Linked DNA regions of Homo sapiens: region 1 is linked to region 2. Evidence: read pairs that join two places in POLR2A ChIA-PET (ENCODE). Cell type or tissue: GM12878. All regions are shown on one strand. Each heading gives the region's core, and the rest is flanking DNA. Links, peaks and the distances in the headings are about the cores only. Region 1 overlaps LINC-PINT (long intergenic non-protein coding RNA, p53 induced transcript). Region 2 overlaps LINC-PINT (long intergenic non-protein coding RNA, p53 induced transcript).

Region 1 (8,479 bases), core at 445-8,444, 88 kb after region 2:
GCAGTATGTTAACATGGTAGTGATTAAACATTATAATGAAAGACAATAGAGAAGAACCTGGGAAAGCAGACCATGGAGACACCAAAGCAAAATAATGTCAGAGGGGGTGCAACCCCCCAATCACTGCAGAAATCACCCCTAGCTCCGCCCCCAGCTCCGCCCCCAGCTCTGGTTCCCTGTCCTTTCTTACAATCTGGCTCTACCTCTGCCCAGAATGACATGACATCATCACTGAACAGTGGCAAGAAAACATAGATCTATTTTGCTGTATGCCAAGTAAACAGGGCTGATCACCATACACAAATATGTATGCAACTTAGCATAAACGCATCTCAGAAGATTCTGTTTTAACCACAGCAGATGCACTGAAGTAGGCTCATCTGGCGGCCCTCGGAGGAAGGACCGAGTGTTGCATAATTCCAGCAAATGAGAGCAGAAATACTGAGAACAGCCAGAACACCCAGGCCAGATGGTACTGTGGTTCTGAAGCAGTGCCTGAGGCTAGAGACGTGAGCAGGCCCGGGAAAGACAGAGATGGGGCAAGTGGGCTCAGTGGCTGGAGGCAGAGTACACTCAGCAGAAGGCCTTTGACTACTTTCTCTCAGCCCTGATCTCAAAGTCTGGCTGCTTCCTCTAACATCCTTGCATCATGATCTTACCATCATTTACTTTAAATTTAAAAATTTTGAACCAACTCTTCTGGAGGAAAAGCAACAACCAATTTCCACCTCCATCCCCCCAGCTATGCTTCTGCCTCGGGGTAGAGGAGTTTGAGTAGGAGAGGAAAAGACAGATCAGAACTCAAGGCTCTCAGGCTGGGCACGGTGTGGCTCTTGCCTGTATTCCCAGCACTTTGAGAGGCCAAGGCAGGTGGATCACTTGAGGTCAGGACTTTGAGACCAGCCTGGCTAACATGGTGAAATACTGTCTCTACTAAAAATACAAAAATTAGCTGGGCATGGTGGGATGCGCCTGTAATCCCAGCTATTTGGGAGGCTGAGGCAGGAGAATTGCTTGAACCCAGGAGGCGGAGGTTGCAGTGAGCCGAGATTGTGCCACTGCACTCAATCAAGCCTAGGCAACAGAGCAAGACTCCATCTCAAAAAAAAGACAAAAAACAAAAAACAAAAAAACTCAAAGCCCTCATCATTTCTCCCCAGGATAACTAAACTTTTCTGCCAACTACTATTCCCACTGCTCCAACCTCACACTGCAGCTAATCCACTCCCTACAAGGATGGTCGAGATTTTCCTCCACTTAAATGAATTCCCTCCCTGGCTTCCACACTGCCCTCAGGATGAAAACCCAAGTTCCTCTCAGCTTAGTTTAGAAAGCTCTTCACCAGGTAGGTCCTTGAAAAACTTGATTGCATTCCACTGTAATCTCAAAATTGTCAAAGAAAAACTGTTCCGTACCTGGTCTGGAATAGAACCAAGTGGTCTGCTAGAAAATTCACAGTATCCTACTAGGAAGAAATGAACAGCATTCCAGGGAAAAAAAAAAAAAAAAGCTTGCTTTTTTTCTAATGCAATTTCCTAAATGAACTTTAAGGAAATTAAGACTTGCTCTGGGCAACTCATTACCATCTACCCGGCTGACTGTCAACTATCAGAGTGTAGAGGTTTTTAACCAGACATTCGTTTCAATGATGATATTTAATCACTTTCTTCCCTTAATGTCCCTACCAAGAGCGAATCATTGAATGTGCCTACTGCAGGACTCTCTCCTTGCATTGCAAAGCTAAAACAAACTGTTGGCACATGCTCAAAATTAAACTGTCCGAAAAGTTTTAACAAATGCTACCTAACCTAAAGCAGGTCCTTTTACCCTGCAGTCCCCAGGACACTTTTTGGTCTCTGGCCTCCTTGGGCCTTCCAATACTCAGCAACCTCCTCCAGGTAGCACCCACCAGGGCTGACACTTTCCCTCACTCTCTGCCCCAACCCCCCAATGGCAACTCCCATCTTCTCTGGTTAACCTCTATTCATCTCCAAAGTCCATGTCAATCATAGGTCAAATGTTAGTTCCTCCAGGAGAACTTGCCAAGAGGCTGGACCCAAGTCCTTCCAGATGCTTCAGTATCAGAGCTGTTACTGTACTGCACTGCATTTATCTCACCAGAGTGGAAGCTCACTGAGGACAGCACAGGGCCTTTTTATTTCTGTATTCCCCACCCTATCACAGAGCCTGGCTCAAAATGAGCACATCCTAAATGTTTGTTGAATGCATGAAATGCCAACAGCCAAGTGCAGGAGTCAACCTTCCAGGCGAAGGTGTTCCATTTCCTTGTGTAATTCACCTTTAGGTGCTCTGTGTTTGCACCAAGCCAAAAATCAGATGGGATAACCTGATGTTAAGGCTGTTGTTTCTACATCTTAGTGTTAAGGAGGGAGACAAAGCTGGGGAAAATGTACTGAAAGGGGTCATCACTGTGCAGTCTAGTAACCAACCCTAAAATGCAGCCTCCCTGCGGACCGAGGTGGAACTAGTCTGCCAGGCAGCCCCGGCAGCACTCTCCTGAGGACCTGGCGCAGAGCGGGTAGTCCTGGAGTGACTCAACCCGCTGAAAAGCATGGACAAGCCCGCCCGTCTGAGAGGAAGAAATGTTTAAATATAAAATTTCCTAAAATGTTTAAACCAGAGGAAAAATACAGAAATCTTTTAGAGGCGAAGCAAAATGAAAAGACAGATAACACCTTTAAAGCAGCCTTATAGATCTGAATCTTCTTGGCACAAGAACATAAAAATTTAGTTGTTTTATGAAAATATCATGTTAGGTAAGTTCCGGGGATGTCAGGGCCTGAGAGTGAACCAGGAATATTCAGGAAAAATTCTTTTTTATTATTGTGGTTTGTTGGCTTTTGCATGAGAGTGGGAGGACTTTTATTTTTTATTTTTATTTTTTTGAGACAAGAATCTTGCTCTGTTGACCTCTGAGGCTCAAGCAATTCTCTTGCCTCGGCCTCCTAAGTAGCTGGGACTACAGGTGTGCACCACCACACTCAGCCAATTTCTTTTGTCATAGAGGCAGTGTTTCAATCTGTTGCCTAGGCTGGTCTCAAACTCCTGAGCTCAAGTGATCTTTCTGCCTCAGTCTCTCAATGTGCTGGGATTACAGATGGGAGCTACCTCAACCAGCCCTGGATGACTTTTAAATGCCTTAAGAGAAAGACAGTCTGTTCCACTGCAATTTCCCCCTGGCCTTTCAGATCTCTGGGAATACTCTCAATAAGAACAAACTTTCCCTGAGGACTGGACCTGGTGCTGGAGGACAAAGGGAATGCCCAGGGACTTAGTAGTTTTCTTCTCATTTAAGACAACTTCCATCTGGTACATCTGCAAGGGTGCTTCAGAGTGGAAGGACTGATGGCAGGTTCCTGTCTACCACTGAGGCTTTTCCCATGTTCTTAGAGGGATAGAGGAGGGTGATGGAACACACTGAAATGGGAACCCCCTGTCCCCACAGAAACCATGATATTCTCCTACACTAACACTAGAAAGTCCCAGAACAACATAGGTGGTCCCCACAGATGTTCTTTAACTAACTTCCTTTTTTTTTTTTTTTTTTTTTTGAGACTGAGTTTTGCTCTTGTTGCCCAGGCTGGAGTGCAGTGGCGCAATCTCAGCTCACCGCAACCTCCGCCTCCCGGGTTCAAGAGATTCTCCTGCCTCAGCCTCCCAAGTAGCTGGGATTACAGGCACGTGCCACCACACCTGGCTAATTTTTTTTTGTATTTTTAGTAGAGATGGGGTTTCTCCATGTTGGTCAGGCTGGTCTCGAACTCCTGACCTCTCAAGTGATCCGCCCACCTCGGCCTCCCAAAGTGCTGGGATTATAGGCGTGAGCCACCACGCCTGGCATAACTAACTTTCCTATAGTGTGCTAATTACAAGATGATCTACCTTATAATTTGATTTATCACAGTTCTTTATCTCAGTATATTTTTCCAAAAGGGACTCAACATTTATCATCTTTTTGAAGGTCATTTCAAAGCCTTAGAAACTGGCCTCAACAGTAACTGCAGGAAGCATACTTGTCAGATCTGAGCAATAAAAATACACCCTGACTGCTGAGCCTGGAGCACGGGAGAGCCTACAGCTAACCAGGGAAGACATGGTGAGTTCAGTAAAAGGCAGGTAAGGAGGAGCCTTGTGTCCAAAGCTCTGTAAAATTTTCTTTACTTGCTGCATAAAAAATAAAAAGACTCAGAATATATCCAAAGATCTTATATTTAATAGGCCTTTAACCTGAGAACAAATCAATTAATTTTTAGATTTCATTTTATCATGCTCATTCTTATACATCCATACTTAGAAAAAAGAATGAGTAATATTAAAACAAAGTAGCGGCACACTCAACAGACCTCACACCACTGAGATATGAGACGAATGCAATCATATCCTACATTCTACACATATCTGAAAACTTTAAAAGAAACTTACAGAACGTGTGGGAATCCCCCGCATGAAATTAAGAATTGTTTGACTGACTAAAAGTAGAATTGAAGGGCCGAAGAAAGGATTTCCCCTGTGGTTGATTAAGAACATTATTCTTGTTTTGAGTCGTCATACCAAGTGACCATGAAGTGAGAAGACTTGTTAAAATGCATTTTTTGAACTTTTTCCCTTGGTGCTAGATCCCAAGACTGGCTTAAAGACAAAATACTGTAACATACTCAAACTTTTTAAAATAAGTTAACAGTAACACCAAGAAGAGGGAACACGAAGTTCTACTGTTCTTCTTAAATAAGTTGACAGTAACCCCATGAAGAGGAAACACGAAGTTCTAATGTTCTGAAAAGACACTTTAATCAGTCCACCTTAATGGAATGCCTGCAACTGAGGATGAAATAAAATGTCTGCAAATGTGGGTTTGAAAATTGGTCATATAAATCATCACAAAATGTATCACAAGGTTTTTTGAAACAGTAAGTTTCCTAAAACATGTGACATGATGATTCAATGAACAAATACAACATTTATATACATCTCTTCAAGAACATTCCTATTATATCTAAAACAGTAACATATTCTTCTTTAATCCATATTTTAGCAAATGGATTTGAAGTGAAAATGTAAAGAAAGTTATCTGAGTGGAAAGGAAAATCAGACAAAAATGATCAAATTCATTAAGAATTTCACCCTCACAAACATGAAAACAACAAGCTATCTGAAATCTGAACTCCTGAGGTTCAACTACTCTACAAGCAGAAGTGTGTGGAAGATCAAACTACTCATGATGTTAGGGGCCGGGCGTGGTGGTTCACACCTGTAATCCCAGCACTTTGGGAGGCCAAGGAGGATGGATCACAAGGTCAGGATTTTGAGACCAGTCTGGCCAATATGCTGAAACCCCATCTCTACTAAAAATACAAAAATTAGCCAGGCATGGTGGCACGTGCCTGTAGTCCCAGCTACTCAGGGGGCTGAGGCAGGAGAATTGCTTGAACCCAGGAGGCAGAGGTTGCAGTGAGCCGAAATCATGCCATTGCATTCCAGCCTGGGTGACAGAGCGAGACACCATCTCAAAAAAACAACCAACCAACCAACTATTCATGATGTCAGAGAGCATTCAAAGTCATAAATGTTTAATTTATACATAAAAACATCAGATTTATCAGAATAAACATATTTTGGTATTTATTAGGTAAGCTGCAGTGTGGATAAAACATTCATATACTAAACTTTATTCCCTGGCAGTAGAAGAAAAAGGAGGCATTCTTATGCCAGAAGAAGGAAGTACAATCTGTGTAGGCGAATGAGCAGAACGGAGTAGCTGATGCAGTAGAAGGATGATGTATTTTACAGAGCATGAAGATTTTAAAAGTAAAACCAGGCAGGGTGCGGTAGCTAACGCCTGTATTCCCAGCACTCTGGGAAGCTGAGGCGGGCAGATCACTTGAGGTCAGCAGTTTGAGACCAGCCTGGCCAACATGGTGCAACCCCATCTCTACTAAAATTACAAAAATTAGCCAGGCGTGGTGGCACACACTTGTAATCCCAGCTACTTGGGAGGCTGAGGCAGGAGAATGGCTTGAACCCGGGAGGCGGAGGTTGCAGTGGGCTGAGATCATGCCACTGCACTCCAGCCTGGGTGACAGAGAGACTCTATCTCAAAAAAAAAAAAAAACAACAATAAACCAAATGTATGAGGAGTGGAAGAAAGATTCAACATAGCTACTAACTACTTCCAATACTTCTTAAGTTTAGAATAAATTTTTATTCATTCTTAAGGCTCTAAACACAAACTCTATATTCAGCGTCAAAAAATATTAGGTATGGCTTCAAATATAACTGGGTACCAACAGATAAGACAAGTAACAAAACTTTTAACTTGGGACTATGCAGTGCTTGGTGACTTGCTTCCACAGAGCAGAGTATTGGAAAGGGGAAACAAATTTCCATGGTCAAGGTGAGCATCAGCAGTGGTAAGTCACGTTGATGGCGTTCTCTTTTCACACGGATGTGATAAGGATATCCCTTCACCTCTGTGATTGTCCTCCCAAAAACCCACATCCCAGTCTAATAATCAGAAAAACATGAAAAAAATCCAAACTAAGGCACATTCTGCAAAATACCTGCCCAGTATTCCTCAAAACTGACGAGGCTATCAAAAACAAACATCTCAGAAACGATCATAGACTGGAGGACTTTAAGGAGACATGGTGGCTAAATGTGCTGTGATATCCTGAGTGCAGAACGGAAAAAGGACATTCGGAAAAACGGGTGAGCTCTGAATAAAATGTGGATTTTAGTTAACAGTAAAGTACCAATGTTTCTTCCTTAATTGTGACAAATGTAACATAATAATGTAAGAGTCAGCAACAGGAATCACTGAGTGAGGGGCATATGGAAACTCTGTACTATCTTTGAACTTGTCTTCAAATGTATAATTATTCCAAAATAAAGAGTTTATTTAAATTTTTAAAAACTAGGCCAACAGCACTGAGGTGTGGTCCTTCAGGTGTGCACCTCAGCCTTGGCTGCAGCCACAGGGGCAAGCACAGGCGTGGGTCCTGGTCACCCCGCTTGCTGACCAACAGACACACTGGCCAATTTGGGAACCTGTCTCCGATGCCAGCAGACCACAGATGGCATGCATGCGACAAGAACAAACATCTCTGAAGTGCCTAACACCCCCATCTGAAGTGAAAAATAGGCAATTTTATGCAAGAAAAAAAAGACAAGGCCTAAACAGGTTGGCTGGGAGCCATCAGTGCTCTGTGAAAACACATGACAAACCAGCCTTCAGACTTCACTTGGCAAATACCACTGCCAGCATCCAGGCAGGTGTGAAACAGTTATACAGACTTCTCTTGCATACCCAGCAGGCTCTGTGTCCTGTTTCCTCGCCACAAAAAAAAGGTAAGTCAGAGAAGTGGGGATATAGAATTCCTTTAAATATCTGCGGGAGAAAGTAGCTCACACACAAAAAAGATTTCTTCAACCAAGCAGCAGTTAGTATCTATTTTCAGGAATCTGTCCAGCCAGGGAACACGTGGCACCATGAGAGTCCTGTTTCATAAGGGGGAGGCAGCAAGGCCTGTGCAGTGCTGTTCAATATAGAAAAACATTTTATCCTTACAGAATAAACACGTGGCAGGATTGCGTTTGCTGCAGTGGATTTCTTTAATTACATTGAATTTTAATCCAAAAAGAGATCTGGGGGATTTATCTGCTCTAACCAAAAAGTTCCAGAATTTATGAACTAGATGAATATGTAGCACTCATTAGGCCAGAAAATTAAAATATAAATGCCTTTAAGGTTTTTTTGTTTTTTGTTTTTTTGTTTTTTTAAGAAAATTAACACAGTGTAGGCCAGGCATGGTGGCTCAAGCCTGTAATCCCAAACACTTTGGGAGGCGGAGGCAGGTGGATCACTTGAGGTCAGAAGTTCAAGACCAGCCTGGCCAACATGGTAAAACCCCATCTCTACTAAAAATAAAAAATTAGCCAGGCGTGGTACTGGGTGCCTGTAATCCTAGCTACTGGGTAGGCAGGAGAATGGCTTGGACCCGGGAGGCAGAGGTTGTGGTGAGCCAAGATCAGGCTGCTGCACTCCAGTGTGGGTGACAGAGCAAGACTCCATCTCGAAGGAAAAGAAGGAAAAGAAGGAAGGAAGGAAGGAAGGAAGGAAGGAAGGAAGCAAGGAAGGAAGGAAGGAAAAGAAGAAGAAGAAGAAAAAGGAAAAGAAGGAAAAGAAAGAAAAGAAGGAAGGAAGGAAGGAAGGAAGGAAGGAAGGAAGGAAGGAAGGAAGGAAGGAAAATAAATTAATACAGTATCAGTCAAAATTATCATAGTTTTACAAGAAAGTTGACCAAATTATTTTCATTTATCCGAGAGAAAAGTGATGCAGAAGTAGCCCAGAAAAATTCCGAAAAAACAATAACAATAATGATGTTCAACCACATACAAACATTTATTATACAGCTCTGATAATTAAAACAGCATGGCAGTAGAACTAGAATAGACAGACGTG
Region 2 (8,479 bases), core at 297-8,296:
AGATAGACAGATCATCAATGACCTTCTGGGTCACTGACTAGGGAGAAAGCTGACTATAAAAAAGAGTGGGAGAAAAATAAAGTGGGGGTTGCTTCCTTCCACCCTAGACCCCCTACTGCCTTGAATGAAAGAAGACAGATGGCAGCCACCTTTCCCTTTAATTAGGAGGGGCAGCTTAGAAGGGACAGTCCTGCTCACTTGGCACTATCTTTAACAAGACTGTTTAGATGGCAATGCTCTGCTCATTCGCCCTTCTTTCAAACTGTTCTTAATTTTTCACTTACAAACTGAATTTCCGTAAATTTAATGGTGAAACAATTACAGCTCTGACTACAACGCTATACATAAATGACACACTTAAAGATGTTTGCTGAATTAAAAATTCACAGATATTCCTATAAAGAGGCTGGAATGTTTCAAATGAAATACAGCTACCTCCAGTCCTATCAGCACCACTTTGAGATAAAATATGAATTCCCAGGACACAGAAGCTCTAACTTAAATTCACAACATTCCATACTAGACATAGAAGTAACACCCCTGGTTTCTGCTTTCCAGTTCCACACTCCAGTCGTGCTCCCACCTTTTACCTTCAAGGTATTGCTGTTCAAGTTGACAAAAAAAAAAAAAAAAAAAAAAAAAAAAAATTCTACAGTAAAAATCAGTCCTAAATGTAGAAGGGAAGATCATTTAATAACAAATCACAAACCACTCTTCATCTCTATTTGCTCTGCATTTTCAGAAACCATAGAACTTTATATTACAAGTTAATCAATCCACATCACATCTCTGGAGAGAGGATCAGCATAAAAAAACAAACAAAATGGAAAACAGGAGCCATGTGTCAGAATTAGGCTAGTGTCACAGGATCTTCTATGGAGGTGACGAAGCCTCTTCATTATTTTCTAGAGGCAATTAAGCACATTTTCCATAAATCTACATGGCACAAAACTTTCTAACATGAAAGTAAAGTTTAGTTGCTGTTGACAGGGTTAGGTCTCTATACATTGTATCTCATTTTTATATTAAATTTGTTTTTATCAACATCATTAAATAATTGATATTCTCGCAGCTCTTTTCCATTTCCTGATGCGTTTTTAAATTGCAGCCTCTTGTCTGTGACACCTTCCCACCTAGTTTCTGCACAATTCCTGCACAAGGACCCTCTGCGTTAACATCGGTCCTGGGGAAACCCACTGTGCCTGCTTCCAAATGGAAATCAGGGCGGCGAACTGGGGCTGTTTTGCTAGAGGTGCTCCTGGTCATACCATGCAAAACGCCTTGTCTGTGTCATAGTCATTTACCTAATGGCAAAGTTCTTGGACCATTTAGAAACAAAACAAAACACTTTTTGTTTTCTCCTTGATAATAAATTTCAATCTCTTCCTATCTCTAAACAGCAAGCCGGCACACTAGATATGGGAAGAGGGAAAAGATAAAAGAAGCAATCAGCTATTGAATAAACTATATCCTACTTCCCAATGAAGGGGAAAAAACTTGGCATTTGCCGGATATTGAGTGTCTAATAACATTAGCAAGAAAAAACACGCAGGAGAGACTAACAAAGAAACAAACAGAACTTACTTTGTTTCCCAGCACAGTAAGCAGGTCGGCAATGAGATGACGGCGATTCCTTCCTCAAGGTCCCTGCTTTCACTTTAAAAGCTGTGTGAGTGCTTACATCCAGGTTTGCCGTGGAACTCCAAATGTCTGTGCTTCTAAAGATGCCCCAAGTTCCCAGTTCATGTCAGACACTGAAGACACACTTGTGAGGATCGGGAAGCCCCGCGGTAGCCCCAGTCGACCTCTGGGTGCCACGTGGCACCTCCACTGTTGTGACTACACACACAAGCCCGGGACACCCACTTGTTAGCTCAGGAACCAGGCGGCCAGCAGATATCTGCTCAGATGAACGTCCAGAGACTCAATCCTCTGGCATTCTCAGGTTCAAGGTTGGAAAACGCATTAAGACGAGAGCCACACAGTCAGCAGAATCTGCGCCATTAGCTTTCTCGTACTTAAACGTCTGTCTAAATAAGAGTCAAAGGCACAAAATGAGAAGGAATATCTTACTAGGGATTGTGACTTGCACTTGCCATATTTTGAAAGTACTGGTTCCTATCTTGCTCTCTCAAACTGCATTTAAGAAACCCTACATCAGAAGTTATTTTCATTTCTTCTGTGAAAAACAGAAAATCAATAAAAGACTGGAAAAACATATGAAATATAATTCTGCTTAAAAACATAACCATTATTTAATCTCAACGGGCCAATTTATTTTAATCCAAAGAGAAGAAGAAAAAAAACACATGTATAAATTTAAAGTTTGTTTTGAAAAATTACTTCATCCATGTACTGTCCAGCTCATAAAAACAAAACTTCTTCCAGCGAAACGGGACACTTTGACCTTGTTTACTGCAGTGTTTGGAAACCGCTGTCTCGTAACTCCTGACATCACCGGTGGTGCATTAGCACCTGGACTGCTGTTGGCTGCACATGCTGATACCCCAACTCTCTTGAATCACCCGTGGCTGAACAAATACTCACAGAACAGTAAGGATAGTGGCATTAGCATTAAACCCACAAAACTCACAAGACCTTTTAGAAGTGTCACATCTCTCTGTTCACTTATACAAGAAAACAAAAGCATTGTATATCTGATACTTTTTAAGTCCCGGCATCCAGACTGAGTACAGACAATTCTTTCTTCTGACCCTCTCCCTGCCCAAGAAACGGGATTCCTTTCTCACCAACCGCCATATTGGCAAGAATTTCTGCCACAGAGTTTTACTATTAATACTAGAAGTTCCAACCTACTTTCCACCAATAAAAAGTTCCCACAAATCTTCCTAGGGGAGAATTTATTTAAGTATATTTTAGAGTTTCAAAGAGCACTGCATTCTTAAGTTTCACAAAATCAAATTTATTTGTTTTCTTTTATGGAACATGCTTTTGGTGGTGTGCCTGCCTGTTGCATTTCTAAAGAAACAATTTTCTCCTGTAAGCCTGACACATTTCCCTTTCTGCATTCCCCAGTTCTTTTTCTAAATACACCAAAATCAAAGCAACGGATAGTTGCAACCACTGGAAGCAAGCCACAATTCAATTTGTGCAAATATCTCCCCAGATTCACTTCTTAAATAAAACTAAATCCTGGTCCTACAATGATAGTGGAATTTTACAGAGAAATTAAAAACCCAAGTTTAATGTGTCTGAAATCAACTGATAACCTTTTACTGAAACCACTTAAAAACATCACGTCCTTAAACTATAGTCACCAAAAAATATAGAACACAAAATACATATTTGAGCAATTATAGCCCTTGTTTGTCAAAGAGGAGTAAAAAGAAAAACATCCAGAGTTAATACAATTAATTAACTCTAGCTAAAGAACTACTAAAAAGACCCTCCAAATGCCATGCTGTTACTACGACAACTTCAAAATTGCTTGAGAAAATGTGCTGGATTGTCAGATTCGTGATAAAACAAGTGTCATCCTGCCTGCTAGGAATTACTTTCATTTATATCAGGCAGCAGAAAGGCTAAATGGCCACTTGCAATTCTGAAATATTAGGTTGTTACCTTTTGATAGATGCTGTACTCTTCATTCAGATCATGAGAAGAGTTAAAAAATAAATGAATCTCTCTCAATCATCGGAACCCTTTTGGTTTCATTCCTGCAACGATACCACTCCCACCGTCTATCTAGTTGGTACATTATTTTGTATAAGGAAAGCAGCAAAGTCTGATTCAATCTGAAAGGGAAGGGCCAAGAAAAACCCCTAACAGTATCTCGTTTCCAAATACAAATAGGTGAGCAGACACTCACTCTGATATTTAAGGGTTAATAATGACACAGAAAAAGAAAACGGCATTTTCTCCCTTAAAATTCCTGCTCCTAGGTATTCAGGCTGATTTACATTTTACGTAATCTGATGGCTCAATCAGGAAGTGAGAATTTTAAGTGCGTGAGTTATGGACGGGAGGAAGCATGTGACCCATACATAGCAAAGAAAATTATGCAGCAGATGAGCACGCTAAGAAAAATAAACTAAGCAGTTTAAAAATAGTGTTTTGAGGATATATCGACCCATGAATATACTATGGCTTTTGAGAACTAATAATTCATTTGGACGCCTTAAAAATAAATCCCCAGGACTGTTTTAAAAAATATTACAAGATCCAAGGAATCCACGGTGAGAAATTAAAGTTTAATTATCCAAGAAACTGTTTCCCTCAAGTGCATATCCATTCATGGTTTATGTTAAAGGCTATTTTTCATCATTATTTAAAGATCAGGCAATACGTAATATAATCAAACAAAACACAGATTGCAGTGATGTTTACTTAAGCTTTATTTATATATATAGTGCGTAGGTTCCTGGAGCACAAAGAAGAAAGTTGCTCAGATTTATCCAGACCTCACATAAGTTTATAGATTTCAAGTAGCCACTGTATTTTATTACAGAAAATACATTCTTCAAGAGGAAAATGTTAAGGCCATAGAAGCTTTCACCTTAGCTATCTAAGCTTGTATTAGGTCATCATTAAATAGTATCTGTATCATTCTTATGTGTTCCGTAAGTTATGCCACAAATACCAGACCAAGTACACTCAGTCTAGAAACAAAAAAGTGGGAAATAAAGGTTAAAACATTCTAATAGGTGTAATGGGCTGATAGATGACTTTATATTACAAAGCTACTTAAGACAATTCTACTTTTCTAGAATACAACGCATTAATATAAACATTTGAAATTCAGAAGATTTGGCCTGTGGATGCTTTGTTTCTCAATGCAATTCTTGTTAATATGTTAGTAAGTAATAATTTATTAATACCAATAATAAAAAATTAACATGGTTGAGAGCAGGTGTATCTCATAGCCTTTATCAATTTAATGCTTAATACCAAAATGCTATTCATATTTTTATTTCAGCCTATTAAAAAAATTTATACCACAGCTCTGGGCAAGTGGCAGGGTGGCGCCAGTGACAGGAATCAGTTCTGCGTATTTCTTGATTCCTAGCTCATCTTCCTTTAATTCTTAAACACAAGAGGTAGCTGGCGGAAAGAAGAGACTGTTAGGAAAGACAGAAACCTTTCAGAAAGGAAGCTTAAGGTAGATTAAGAAAAGTTAGGGAAGCTGAGAAGCATACAATCTTCCAGATGGAGTATTACATGACAACTGTCATCATCTTACTAAACTTGATATCATATTTGTTGACTGAATTAAGGAAAGATGAACTAGTTACCAAGAAATATACTCAGCAGATTGATTCATGGCAAACCTAGCTCAGCCACTTGCCTAGACTTCAGTTTATTTAGGATAAACCTCAGAGTATGTACTTCTCAACTCCTTCATTTTATAAATGAATCTTGGGTCCGGGCTCAGCTGTCAGTCAACTATCTGTATAGTAAATACAGCAAAGTCTCTTAACTTCTCTAATTTCCTGAAACATCATATTGTTACCTTTTGAGAGATGTTGTACTCTTTATTCAGGTCACAAAAAGAGTAATCAGTAAATGAATCTCTGAGTAATCAGGACCATTTTTATTTCATTCCTGCAACTATACTACTAATCAGAAAATTAGAGAAATTAACAGACTTTGCTATGTCACAGAGATAGGTGAGTGAACTGAAACCAGACCTAAGGTTTTGGACTTTCCCAGGCTAGGACTCTTTTTCACTATGTGCTGCCTTACAACTGTCACCTGAGGTTCGAGTAACTCTCCAACTAGCCAAGCCCTGGCTACTTATCCTAATCATGGAAAAGTCAAACAGTCAGGATCCAGAGACCCTCGCTCTGTGCCACCTTCTTCTTAACTCACAGGCCCACTGACCCTCACTGCTGCTGTGGGCTGCTCCCACCAGCCCGTGCTGAGCCTCCTACCTCATCTGCGAGGAGACAGGGCAAGTTCCAGCCTGAGGGGCATGGCTTCTGAGATGGTTCCAGTCCCTCTTCCTGGCTCGTTCCTTCCACTGGTACTCACAGCTTCCTCATTTTTCCTAATGGGAAAATCAAAGCACTAAAATAAGAAAAATCACTTGTTTTGGTTCATGTCACAGCTATACTGGGATTCTGAATAAACACAAGAACCAGATAATATTCTAGAAAAAGTAAAATTAACTCCTACTTCATAAGATTCACCAGAATTAATTCTGTGGAGATTAAAGAGCTAAATATAAAAGGAAAAAAAAAAGGAAGAAAACTAAATTAGTAGAAAATTATTTCTGAATTTGGAATGGGAAAAGAAGATTTAGCTTTATAGAAGCAATGAAAAAAGTAACAAAAGGCAATGTAATCCAACTGCAACAAAATTTAAAACCCCTATATGTCAAAAAACAGCAAACAGAATTGAAAGGTAAGCAAAAAAAGGCCAGGTGTGTTGGCTCACACCTGTAATCCCACCACTCTGGGAGGCTGAGGCAGGAGGATTGCTCAAGGCTTGGAGACCAGCCTGGGCAATGTAGTGAGATCCTGTTCCTACAAAAAAATTTAAAAACTAGCAAGACATGGTGGCACATATGTGTGGTCCTAGCAGAGGCCAGGGTTGGAGGATCACTTGAGCCCAGGAGTTCCAGGCTGCAGTGAGCTATGGTTGCATCATTGCATTCCAGCCCGGGTGACAGAGGGAGGCCTTGTCTCTAAATAAATAAAAAGGTAAGCAAAAAATAAAATAGCTGTAACAGGATAATATTCTGTATAGTATTTGAATGTAAAAGGTAAAATGTAATAACAGACAATTCACACAAAAATATAAAAGGCCAATTAATATGAAAAAAAATGCTCGATTTCATGAGCAAACACCGAAATTCATTTCACCGATCACAAAGATGGACAACAAAAAAAGGAAAGCTCATGAAGTGAGGTGAGACAACCATTTGAGGAAATTAGCAATATATGTATTTTTTCAGCCTTAAAACTGTTTTGACTCCTAAGATGTTTATAAATATCTCCTAAGGAAATAATCGTAGATACATAGGAAGATAACTATGGCAAGGACATACTTAGCAAAAGCATAAAATCGGGAACAACTTAAACATCCAAAGATGGAATGGAGCATGTGACTAAACAGATCACAGTAAAAATTCGTACGCTTAAATCATGATTTTTGAAGAATGCTTCATGATACTGGAAATGACAAAATATAATATTGGGTGCAAATGCTGAATATAAAATCATACATAAACATGATACTAATGTTGCCAGGTAAGAAAGAAAGTGAAGAAGAAGGGAGGGACAAGCTGGTCTCCAGACTGGATTAGGATACATTAAAAAAGCTTAAAAAGGGCAGACGGAGACATTAGATTTTTTATTACTTCTTTATAATCTTGAGATGGTTGGCATTTTCTGTAATATATTGTTTTTATAACTGGAAAAATTCTATTTATGCTAATTACCACCCTCTAAATATTTCTCAGCTTTATAAAATCATGAAAATATTTGCAAATACTTTTGAACAAGAAATTTTTTTTTTTTTTGAGATGGGGTCTTCAGGGGGAGTGCAATGGTACAATCATAGCTCACTGTAACCTCGAACTCCTGGGCTCAGACTATCCTCCCATCTCAATCTCCCAGCTACTCAGGTATGAACTACCACACCCAGCCAGAAATTCTTATATTTATTATTAAATGCAAAGAAGAAGGTGCAAAACAATGTGATCTTTACTATGTAAAAATTTACATGAAAGAGACTGGAAGCCTATGCATCAGAATGTTAATAGTTGTTGCTTTTAGGTAGTGCCATTGTGTGTAATACTTTTCTACACCTTACAAATTTTCTGTGATTGTCATATATTGTTTTCATAATAAGAAACAGATAACAGTTTCACAATTAGAGGACTAATACATCAAGAAGCTACTATTATCAACAGTTAAATTTCAAAATACAGAGTATCGATAGCTACAAAAATTTGCCCTATGACCAAGAGATTTTTTTTAATTTAGGAACCACTGGTATACCTTCAGAAAACAGTAGGAATTGGTGTGTGTGTAGGAGGTGATAATGAATCATATTTTTTTTTTTAGCTGTCAAACTGTTTTCTCCAGGCAGCAGTTCTGTGAGGTCCAACTGAAGTATGAGAACCTTGATAGTAGGGACATTACCAGAAAAATGGCCCAAAGGTCGATGGGGGGAGGAACAGTAAATGATCAAAAGAGTAAGGCAAGAGTCCATGAAAACAGAAGCGTCAATAGAGAAGGATCAATAACTTATTTGATCCAAAGGAACTGAAAGCAGGAACTAAAACAGGTATTTGTACACCCACGTCCCTAACAGCATTATTCACAACAGCCAAAACATGAGAGCAACCTGTGTCCATCAACCCGTGTCCATCACATGGATATATAAAATGTGGCATATCTACATGGCGGAATATTATTCAGCCTTAAAAAGCAAAGAAATCATGTCAATGCTACAATGTTGTTGTAATCCTACAACATTAGACGAACCTTGAGGACATTGTGCTAAGTGAAAT

The links. ChIA-PET counts read pairs that join two places held together with the same protein. Peaks named below come from ENCODE experiments on the same cell type or tissue, not always from the same donor. Only the 100,000 strongest peaks of a DNase experiment are listed, where the experiment ranks them.
Region 1: POLR2A ChIA-PET joins it to region 2 with 6 read pairs; 8 of 35 experiments call an interaction of 5 or more read pairs at or near these places.

The regions. Positions count from the first base shown.
Region 1 is chr7:131,027,196-131,035,674 of GRCh38, forward strand. All of the region lies in intron 3 of LINC-PINT (long intergenic non-protein coding RNA, p53 induced transcript), which reads right to left. Among named protein-coding and RNA genes, the nearest start is that of LINC-PINT, 78 kb to the right of the region's middle. RefSeq lists enhancers at 245-384, 4,343-4,632. In GM12878, for the core only: no CTCF peak of the experiment used is centred there; a DNase peak (open chromatin) is centred at 4,496; H3K4me3 peaks cover 512 bases; H3K27ac peaks cover 7,549 bases.
Region 2 is chr7:130,939,829-130,948,307 of GRCh38, forward strand. LINC-PINT (long intergenic non-protein coding RNA, p53 induced transcript) reads right to left here. Exons shown (of 8, transcript NR_170176.1): 6 at 5,892-6,007. Among named protein-coding and RNA genes, the nearest start is that of LINC00513, 31 kb to the left of the region's middle. In GM12878, for the core only: no CTCF peak of the experiment used is centred there; no DNase peak of the experiment used is centred there; H3K4me3 peaks cover 2,160 bases; H3K27ac peaks cover 4,481 bases.